Regions from separate parts of the Homo sapiens genome. Here region 2 is linked to region 1. A link is an interaction called in ENCODE POLR2A ChIA-PET data of the cell type or tissue named here. Cell type or tissue: CD4-positive, alpha-beta T cell. All regions are shown on one strand. Links, peaks and the distances in the headings refer to the core of each region. The heading gives the core; the rest is flanking DNA.

Region 1 (5,380 bases), core at 231-5,230:
TGCTGAGGCTCTTTAGTCACCATTGTACACAGTTCTTCATTTTTTTCCTATTGGCTAGTGACGAAAGTCAATTGAAATAGCGAGAGTCCTGAATTACTTCCAGATATCAAAGAGGGTAAAGGATATAAGAGACGTTTTCCCACACGGGGAATTAGCTCAAATGGTAGAGCGCTCGCTTAGCATGCGAGAGGTAGCGGGATCGATGCCCGCATTCTCCAGTTTTATGTGGTTTCCTCTCCCACCTTACCCTTTGGCCTTTACTCCTATCTTTCCATGAATATCTTGCTGACACATAAGCAGCTAACAACACACTCCCGTATCATAATGGGGGTGGTCTTTCCTTCAAGCTCAAGATTCTCTCACCACCCATGAAAACCCATCTACTCGGTGGTTCCCTAGTCCTCAGATTGTTCTATCGTAGACAGAGCTGGGTACTTCGAATTTCTCTCACTATTTTCAGTTCTGAGTGTTGGCCTCTGCCAGGTGCATTGGCAAATCTATTATACACTTCGATCATTTATGTATTACATTTTTATCACAGCAGACTGAGGACGTATTACAAATTTTTTTCTTTTCCTTTTTTTTTTTTTTTTTTTTTTTTGAGACAGACTTACTCCGTCGCCCAGTCTGGAGTGCAGTGGCACGATCTCGGCTCACTGCAACCTCCGGCTCCCGGGTTCAAGCGATTCTTGTGCCTCAGCCTCTGGAGTAGCCGGGATTACAGCTGTGCGCCACCACACCGGCACATTTTTAGTAGAGACGGGCTTTCACCTTGTTGGCCAGGCTGGTCTCGAACTCCTAACATCTAGTGATCCACCCGACTCGGCCTCCCAAAGTGCTGGGATTACAGGCGTGGGCCACCGCGCCTGGCCCTGTATCACAAATTTTAAAAGATTTTTAAAATTACATTTTTATTCTTGGAATCTATTTCCTACATGTCCGACCTATTGAGGACCACCTTAAGTTGTTACAATTGTAACAAAGGCACTCCCATTATCTCAATAATATGGTGGATGGGCCAGGCGTGGTGGTTCCCGTCTGTAATCCGAGCACTTTGGGAGGCCGAGGCAGGCTGATCACGAGGTCAGGAGTTCGAGACCAGCCTGGCCAACATGGTGAAACCTCGTCTTTACTAAAAACACAAAAATTGGCCCGACGTGGTTGCGCATGCCTGTAATCCCAGCTACTCCGGAGGCTGAGGCAGGAGAATGGCTTGAAACCGGAAGGCGGAGGTTGCAGTGAGCCGAGATCGGGCCACTGCACTCCAGCCTGGGCAACAAGAGCGAAACTCCGTCTCGAAAAAAATAAATAAAATATATAAAAATAAAATGATGGAGAGCCAAAGGGTATGTAGGTATGTTTGAGGGTTTTTGTTTTGTTTTGTTTTGACGTTCACTCTTCCTCTTCTGAAGTCATCTTGCTATATCTTGCCGGAGGGTGGGGTGGGGGGGTCTGCTGCTGTTACTGGTGCTGGCACATAGGAGGAGAATTGTGACAGAGAATCTATCTGGACTGAAATCTATTGTGCCTTGGCAAGAAGCTTAGTCCAGGACTATTTAACAAATGTTGCATTCAAGCCCCAAACATTACCTTTGAAAATACCTATTTGTTTTGTTTTGTTTTGTTTTGTTTTCTGGCTGGGTGCGGTGGCTTGCGCCTGAAATTCCAGCACTTTGGGAGGCCGAGGTTGGTGGATCAACTGAAGTCAGGAGTTCCAGACCAGCCTGGCCAACATGGTGAAACCCCGTTTCTACCACAAACACAAAAATTAGCCCGGCGTGGTGGCGGACGCCTGTAATCCTAGCTACTCGGGAGACTGAGGCGGGAGAATCTCTCGAATCCGGAAGGTGGAGGTTGCAGTGAGCTGAGATGGAGCCACTGCACTCCAGGCTGGGCGACAGAGCGAGACTCCGTCTCAAAAAACCACAAACAAAAGGCCATTTTTCTTTTGCCCCCAACCAGCTTTCAAAAAGCAAGTTCATGGGGGAGCTATCAGTTTAGATCCATCTCCAGCCCTTAATAGGAGTGGCTTCCAATGCGTTTTGGGCAGGGCTCTCCAACCACCACCCTAATTCAATAAGCCTGGGCTTCTGTGTTTTTTGTTAGTTTTCCAGGTGGTTCTGATATCCAAGTTTGAGAATTATTTTCATAAAGAATAAAAGTTTGGAAACATGGGAAGGAACATACAAGAAATTACCAGGCACAAAATCCTCAGAAAACGCTTCCTTACTTTGATCTAGACAAAGATATTTGTCATTAAGAACTCTTCCATAGGTATCTGGGATCACATTTTTGAGACACAAAAGGGTACAATGGGATTAATATATTGTAATTAGATTGGCACAAAATTAGCAAATATGTACCACTGTTATGCCAGATCTCTACTTTGTGAGCTAATTCCCTATGTGGGTAGGAAATCCTGTCCATTTTTTCCCTTATGTACTATTTTCTCCTAAAATGATTCTCTTCTACCAGTGTTTTTCAAAACTTGCAGTACAGGAAAGTCAGCTGGTGAGCTTTTGAAACTACAATACCTGAATCTTACCTCCAAAGAAACCCAAGCATAGATGCTTTGTAAAATCTCCCCAGGTGATTCTAATATCGACCACATATTCTCTGCTAGGGTCGAAAGACACCACCATGACAATTAAAAGGAGAAGGGGGAATAGAACTCCTGAATTTCATCCCGGCTTCAGATGTATAGGGTTCAGACGCTAGTGGTTCAGCTTGTAACTGACTCGCAACGATTCAGAACTCTGAACACCAGGGCACGCGCGTGCCCCACCAATTACCAGTTGCTCCGAGTAATTCCCACCAGCCGCCCCTTTCCCCCGGCTGTGGATCCGGGGTTGAGGGGTGGAGACGCCTCTGTGGATCTCTAGCCCAGTGGACCAGTGTCTGATTCACTTCCTCAGTGCCCAGGGCTTCTAAGAGGGTTGGATTATACGAATTATAGGGATGAAGTCTTGATGGCGCGTGTTAAAAATTGTTACGGAGAATAATAAAAAATTAAAGAGATTCACTGCACATCCAGAATAGTTTTAAATAGATTCTTATCGAGGATATGTATAAGTGAAATACGCATTTCTGAGAATGAATTTTAAAACTTACGCAAAAAAAAAAAATTGTGAACTCCTTCGAGCCGGATTCGAACCAGCGACCTAAGGATGTCTAAGGACACAGCCAACTACAGTCCTCCGCTCTACCAACTGAGCTATCGAAGGATTCACACGACTTTCACTTCCCGCTGGGGATGCCATCTCTGCGGAAGGTTGGGCAATCGTGGATGCTTGTCGTCCTGTTTACCTGCGTCGTTGATGTTCTTTTGACATCCACTACCCCTTCGGAACTGACTGATATTCAGAGGCCCTTTTCTCTGAAACAGGGAGAAAACGGGAGCACCACCCTCACTAGTTTACAAAAAGAAACATAAAATGTTAAGGAGGCACAAGGAACTGATAAGAATTTAGCAATGACCATCTTTTGTTGTGATGAATGCATTATATAACCAATTTTAACCTCTACCTAAAAATAGAATTTGAAACACTTTAACAATGCAATTTTAATGGGATTTTATTGAGATAACTGACAGGAGGAAGAGAAGGAAGAGCAGGCTAAATAATGCAACTTCGAAAGCATAATAATTTTTTTTTTTTTTTTGAGACAGAGTCTCGCTCTGTCGCCTGGGCTGGAGTGCAGTGGCGCGATATCGGCTCACTGCAACCTCCGCTTCCCAGGTTCGAGCGATTCTCCCGTTCTCCCGCCTCAGCCTTCGAGCAGCTGGGATTACAAACGCAAGCCACCACGCCCGCCTAATTTTTATATTTTTAGTAGAGTTGTGATTTTTGCCATGTTGGCCAGGCTGGTCTCGAACTCTTGGCCTCAAGTGATCCGCCCGTTTTGGCCTTCTAAAGCCCTAGGATCATAGGCGTGAGCCCACAGCAGCTGGCCATCACATTAATTCTTAACTCAGCAAAAACCTATCCATGGGTGTGCTAAAATGATACATTTTTAAATGATTAACACAAGGTAATATCATTTCAAATATTAGTTTTGCAAAGTGTAAGATTCTTGTCTAGCTTTCTATGACTCTGAAGCTCAGAATAGCTATTATCCTCCCTTGTTAATGAAAAAATCCACTTGTGGTGGAATCTGGCATCCGAAATCTGTTTCATTATGGCCCGGCGCGGTGACTTACCTCTGTAATCCCAGGACTTCAGCAGGCCGAGACGGGGAGATCACCTGAGGTCAGGAGTTCGAGACCAACCTGGCCAAAATGGTGACACCCCTGTCTCTGTTAAAACTACAAGAATCAGCCGGGCGTGGTGGTGGTGGGCGCCTGTAATCCCAGCTACTCGGGAGGCCGAGGCAGGAGAATCACTGCAACCTAGGAGGCAGAGGTTGCAGTGAGCAGATATGTTGCCACCGCACTCCAGCCACTCCACAGAGCAAGACTCCGTCTCAAAAAAAAAAAAAAAAAAAAAAAAAAGAAAAGAGAAAAAAAAATCTGTTTCATTCTTTTTCATGTTCCATTAAAGATAATTACCTTGTCATATAATGAAACATGCACAGGGCAAATGATCCTTCTTGTGCAAGTAGGCCATTGAGCCCAATGTTCACTCCTTTATGGCACACAGATTTTTTTTTTCTTTTCTGAACAAAAATTGAAAGTACATTTAACTTGGCCATTAATCTCCTCAAGTCCATGAAACATTTATTTGAGTGGGGCGAGTCTCGATGAATTAAATGTAATGTTTTATCTCCTCTCCAACCTCAATTGCCTGAATAAGTTATCCTATTTCACAGATGTATTTACTTTTATACATTTGGTCAAAATACACTTTTCAAACGGTTAAATGCATGATTCATATACGAATATGAAATAAACACTTGTCAAAGGTTTAATTCACTAATGAGGGAATCATCAAGATGGTAAAACTGGTAAAACTGGATCGAAGAATTTATTGATAGTCACTGAAAGAAGCAATGCTGTAAATTAACATTGCTAAGTGAGGTAGAGAACTGGAAACTGCCTTACAGGACAATAAAACTGTACTGTTTCTACAGGACGGAAAATAACTAAATATCAGACGAAGTTCATTTGCATCACCACATCACGACGTTCCCTTACAAAGCTGAAAAACTACCCTAATCAATAAATAGTAAACTAGGCCGGGCTTGGTGGCTCAGGCCTGTAATCTCAGCAGTTTGGGAGCCTGAGGCAGCTAAGTCTCTTGAGACCAGGAGTTCGAGATCAGCCATGGCCAACATGGTGAAACCCTGTTTCTACAAAAAATACAAAAATTAGCGGGTCGTAGTGGTCGGGGGCCTGTAGTCCCAGCTACTGGGACTGGCTGAGGAGGGAGGATCCCATGAGCCA
Region 2 (5,380 bases), core at 288-5,287, 95 kb after region 1:
TATGAGTTGAATTTATTTTGTCAAACAAAAAGAGTCAAACTCTGTAAAATATTGCAAGAGATTTATTCTCAGCCAGATATGAGTGCCCAGTGGCTTGTGACACAGCCCCGAGATCCTGTGAACATGTGCCGAAGTGGTTGGGCTCCAGCTTCTTTTTATACTTTATATTTATTGAGATGTTTTAACTCTGCAGGCCAGAGAGAGAGACCTATCTGAAACCAGCTTGGGCAGCTGGAGAAGAATGAGGGTGAGCAGACATCTGGGCAAGCCGGAGTTTGGGAAAACTGCCATCTTCGACCTTTCTGGAGCAGCAAGATACTGGTGTGAGTCTGTCAGGAGCTTCAGCCTAGCTGATGAATAGACAGGAGAGAGCGATGGGCTCTACAGACCCGCTCAGCAGTTCTTTCCAACTTGGAGTGCTCTGGTCATTTGCATCTGAATCCTGCTGTGTCTTCTCTCCAGTGGAGATTTTCAAACCAGGCTGCCATCAGCACCCACTCACCACCCTAAGTTTGGTAAATGATATATAAAGCTTCAAACTGGCCCTACAACTCAAAAGGAGACATAGGAGAAGGGAGGCGTTCATGGGTTGCATATAAATGAGCACAGTTTGAAATCACTACACTAAAAAAAAATCTTTCAACTATAATAATATGTTATTTACTTTCAGCAATGAGTCAGTCAGGAATTTAGCCCAGGAAATCAACAGAAAAATAGACTCCTCCCTCCCCTGAGATGCTGCCTGCACTGGATTCATGTAAATTTAAATATAAATTTAGATTGATGTTCTTTCACCATCCTCCCCCATTATCCTTCTCTCACTTCAATCATAAATGCTCTTCTGTTTGCATCATAAATTTTTCCCCTCAATCCAGTACATTTTTCTTTTTTCCTTGTATTTATTTTATTTTATTTTAATTTTTTAGAGATGAAGTCTCACTATGTTTCCCAGTCTGATCTTGAACTTTTGGGCTCAAGTGATCCTCCCAACTCAGCCTCTCAAAGTGCTGAAATTACAGGCGTGAGCCACTATGCCCTGCTGATCCTGTACATTTTTTGAGTTCATTGTACCAATAGTTCCTCCATTAGCTTGGTTAAACATTCACAAAACAAAACAAAATGCCCCCAAATGTGACAGCTGAGTCCTTGTAGGAAAAAATCCTTAAGTGAAGCTTAGTATCCTGGGGTTCATTGCATATTCATATATACATACTTGGGGACCCATGCACTAAAAAGACAGACTCCTTTTGTTTACAATAATTCAGCCTTTGCTGTTAAGGTGATTAAGGCAAGTAGGTGTGGGTGGAGAGATAGTGACAAAGGAAGTGAACTAGAGGAATAAAGATCAAAAGATGGGAGGAGGTCACTAGGTCACAGTTAAGCAAGGGCAAGCAGGCAGGAACCAGCCCTGTTGCACTGGTGTACTTGGTCACCTGGGCAGGGTGTTGACGGGCTGTTGTGGGGATGTTGGGGACATCTAGAAAATATGGAGTTGAAAATTTACAATATACATATGAATCTTTAAGGCACATCTCTTTTTAGAACCTTTTGGAATATGTTCCTAAACATAACCAGGAGATATTTTAGGAGTCTTTTCGTCTCCTGGCTGGGGGCAGTGGCTCATGCCTGTAATCACAGCACTTTGGGAGGCCAAGGTGGGTGGATCACTTGAGGTCAGGAGTTCAGTACCAGCCTGGCCGGCCAGCCTGGCCAACATGGTGAAACCCCGTCTCTATTAAAAATACAAAAAATTTGCCAGGTGTGGTGGCGTATGCCTGTATTCCCAGCTACTCCGGAGGCTGAGGCCAGAGAATTGCTTGGCTGGGAAGGTGGATGCTGCAGTGAGCCGAGATTGTGTCACTGCACTCCAGCCTGGGCAACAGTGAGACTCTGACAAAAAAAAAAAAAAGGAGTCTTTGCTCCTTTCTGACTGTAATTAGTTCCTAAGAACATGCAGTTGGAAGGTTTCTCTATTCAGGTTGTCCCTCTTCAGCCAAATCTCAGCCTCTTCAGGTCCTTACTCTTTGCATTCTACCCTCTCCATCCTCACCCCTTTCTCTGTGCCAGTTCCCCTCTCAGCTTTTCAGTCCCTTTTCTTCCAGGCCTTGTAGCCCTGGCTCTAAGCAATTTTCCCCACTTACTCCTTAATATTCCTATCTGAAAATCATAGCCCACAAAAAAAGGTAATCAATAGTTTTCTGTTGTTAATAAAAACTTTAGACAAATTAAATTTAGCAGGGTTTAATTTGAACAAAGAACAATTTGCAAACCATCAGAACGATCGGGCAGCCATCAGAGAGGTTCAGTGAGCTCCATTCCACAAGGGAAGTGACACACAGAAACAGCTTAATTGGTTACAGCTCAGAGTTGGCCTTATTTGAACATAGTCTGATCACTTGGCTGCAGGGTTGACTGCCGCCGACTGAAGTTCGGCTACTGGGATTGGCTGAGACTCAGCTATTTGTTACAAAAGTATACTCCCATGCCTTAAGCTTTCAGTTAGTTTACATACTAAGTTAGGTTGCAGTTCATTATTTAAGGGCTCAAGAGCCATCCCTCAGGCTAAATGTATACATATCTCATACCAAATTTAGTTTAATTTAACACAATTATTTCTGCTTTAGTTAAGATTCTCTGATCCAGAATAAAGGAAAAGAAAGCATGTGCTGTACACTCGGTCCGAGAAACACTAAGAGAATCCTCTTTGTAGGAATTCGTGTTTTGATTGGCTCAGAGGTACCATTTCTCATCAGTTGCTGGGCAGAAGCCACTGGGGACGGTTAGAATGAAAACTGAAACGATATTGAATTGTACACATTGACGAAAAGTTTCAGCCCTACCTCTCAAAGTGTTTGCAGCTCTCTGTGTTTACATATTTGAATCATTAATGTGTGTGTTACGTGTACAATCAGTGTTTCTTCACATTCAGCTGTCTTTTATATCATAACAGAAATATCAGGAGAACTGAGTGGAAAAATGAAAAGATTTTAAGAAGAGAAGATAGGTATTAATTAAAATGATACTGTGGCAGTTTGCAGACATCCCCTTGCATGTAATTGTTACATGGAGGATATTATCATCTTTTGTTTTGGATATTATCATCTTTTACCACAGAGCCAAATGAAAGTATGAACATAATGAAAACTAGATCTATTGCATCTATTTTAGTACCTCCAAAATTCAGGTCTCAGATCCATTACCGAATTATAGAATTTTCTGGTATCCAGAGTTAGTGCTGTCTATAACTGCATATTTTATATTTTTCACAAAATTATTTTGGGTGTGACTGAAGCTTTCTTCACCTCTTGCTCCTTATTTGTGCCATACTGTATTTTCATGTGTATTTGTTTCTCACTCTGACAATGAAATATGTTCTAAGGTTAACCTTTGGGTAGACTGTGGGGGATGTCTTTGTAAGGGGTCCTTGCTACAAACCTTGGGACCTAGTGATAGCAGACAGGAGGCAGTCAGATGCCTAGGCAGGTAGCAATGGGTCCCCAGTGATACCCCACCTCCAAGCTGAAGACAGTTTAAAGCCTGAAAGCCAAACTACAAGGTAAATCCTCAGCCCAAATTGAGAACTTGTTGAGAACTTGTCTTCCTGTTTGGTGCACTTTCCTCTGATTGGTCCCCACCCTTCAACTACTTTCCATATACCCACACTTTCCTAATTGTTTTTTTACACTGTTGTGGCCATCTTTGAGTGGTGTCTTCACTTTAACCTTTTTTGCATACTCACAAACCATTCAGCACACACTTCCCATTCTGAGTCCATAAAACAGGCCTGGACCCAGCCACACAGGGGGAGCTTTCCTGCCTTCAGGTAGGGGTGCCAGCATCCCCTCTCTGCTGAGAGCTGTTCAGTCGCTTGATAAAATTCTTCTCAGCCCTCCTCACCCTTCAACGTCTAGTGTATCCTCATTCTTCTTGGGCATGGTACAAGAGCTCAGGAACTGCTGAACGTGGGTATAAGCTATAACACAGGTGAGCTGGGGCATGCCAGTTTAGCCAAGCGAGGCTTGGGTGGGGTGTTGCTGGCCAGAGGTCCCCTGCTTGCAAAGTGACAAATAAAAATCCTGTATCACTAGCACTTGCAACTTTAGTTGGGTCACAAATAAAATATAAAGGCCTATCATTTGTTTATGTTATAAAACAGACCCTTAAAGTAATTAAAACTCCTAGGACTTAGCTGAAACCTTGGCTGGTAGAAAATGATACTACAACAGTTTGAATTTAGGCTCTGTGGTAGAGTTGGCTGGCTGCTTGTTCAATAACAGATCTACTTTTCTCAGTAATAAAATCCCATTTTCTTATTGCAAGGTGTCCATCTCATTTGTAGACAGGGGAAGCCAAGGGACTAAGTTTGAGCCAATTGCTTGAGGGTGGAAGTTTATCAGACAGATTATTTAAGGGGAGGCTAAAACAGCTGGTAGACCCTTACACTCCCCTTACTTTCTACTTCCTCTTATCTAGAATATGGACTTTGGAGCTGGGCAGCCCTTTTGTGACCATGAGGCAACATTGAAGATGCAAGCCACATGCTAAGACAGAAGAAAATAAAGACAGAACTAAGCTGGGGCATGTATGACATTTCAAGCTCTCAGATCAGCCCTTGATGGCCACCATCCATATTTATTGACATGAAAAGAAGTCCTCATTTTGTCAAAGCCAATGATATTCAGGACTGTTATTAATAACAAAATACAATTCTTCCCTCTACCCACTACAGTGTATCATGAAACTCTTCAAACATATAGGAAAGTTGAGTATGGAATCTCTATCTCCAGCCTTGAGGTCTCACCTGGACTCTTGGTTATTCAATGGACTACTCTGCATCTCCATGTGCATCTCTAATATAGACTCCTCAACCTTAATGTATCCACAACTGAACCTTTGGTTCTGTACCACTCCCGTCTTGCTCCTTGTCTCTCCGTTTCCCCATCTCAGAAATTAACAACTTCATCTTTCCAGTTACTTTTCCTTCCTTCCTTCCTTCCTTCCTTTCCTTCCTTCCTTCTCTCTCTTTTCTTTTTTGAGAGTCTCACTCTGCCACTCAGGCTAGAGTGCAGTGGTGCACTGCAACCTCCACCTTCTGGGTTTTAGTACAGACAGGGTTTTACCATGTTGGCCAGGCTGTTCACGAACTCCTCACCTTAAGTGATCCACCTGCCTTGGCCTCCCAAAGTGCTGGGATGACGGGCGTGAGCCACCGTGCCCGGCCCATCTTTCCAGTTTCTTGGGACAAAAACCAAAGATCTACTTTTCTCCTTTGCCATATGAGGACACATTTAAAAGGCTGTGAACAAGGATGCAGGCTCTTACCAGTTACCAAACTGCTGGTGCCTTGGTCTTACATTTCCCAGCCCCCAGAGTGCAAGAA

Evidence for each region. Peaks named below come from ENCODE experiments on the same cell type or tissue, not always from the same donor. Only the 100,000 strongest peaks of a DNase experiment are listed, where the experiment ranks them.
Region 2: POLR2A ChIA-PET joins it to region 1 with 10 read pairs; 14 of 35 experiments call an interaction of 5 or more read pairs at or near these places.

The regions. Positions count from the first base shown.
Region 1 is chr6:26,566,702-26,572,081 of GRCh38, reverse strand. TRY-GTA1-1 (tRNA-Tyr (anticodon GTA) 1-1) reads right to left here and starts at 3,224; the gene lies at 3,134-3,224. It overlaps LOC105374988 (a long non-coding RNA gene), which reads right to left and starts at 2,758. Exons shown (of 2, transcript NR_134611.1): 1 at 2,546-2,758; 2 at 1-54. It overlaps TRA-AGC11-1 (tRNA-Ala (anticodon AGC) 11-1), which reads left to right and starts at 146; the gene lies at 146-218. RefSeq lists an enhancer at 2,553-2,682. In CD4-positive, alpha-beta T cell, for the core only: a CTCF peak has its summit at 2,751; DNase peaks (open chromatin) are centred at 1,461, 2,811, 3,251, 3,851 and 2 weaker places; H3K4me3 peaks cover 1,641 bases; H3K27ac peaks cover 769 bases.
Region 2 is chr6:26,471,287-26,476,666 of GRCh38, reverse strand. It overlaps LOC285819 (a long non-coding RNA gene), which reads left to right. Exons shown (of 4, transcript NR_038992.1): 3 at 1-515; 4 at 4,474-4,723. It also overlaps a transcript of BTN2A1 not described here. Among named protein-coding and RNA genes, the nearest start is that of BTN2A1, 16 kb to the right of the region's middle. RefSeq lists an enhancer at 2,783-2,832. In CD4-positive, alpha-beta T cell, for the core only: no CTCF peak of the experiment used is centred there; DNase peaks (open chromatin) are centred at 1,366, 2,416, 2,756 and 3,586; H3K4me3 peaks cover 2,543 bases; H3K27ac peaks cover 4,374 bases.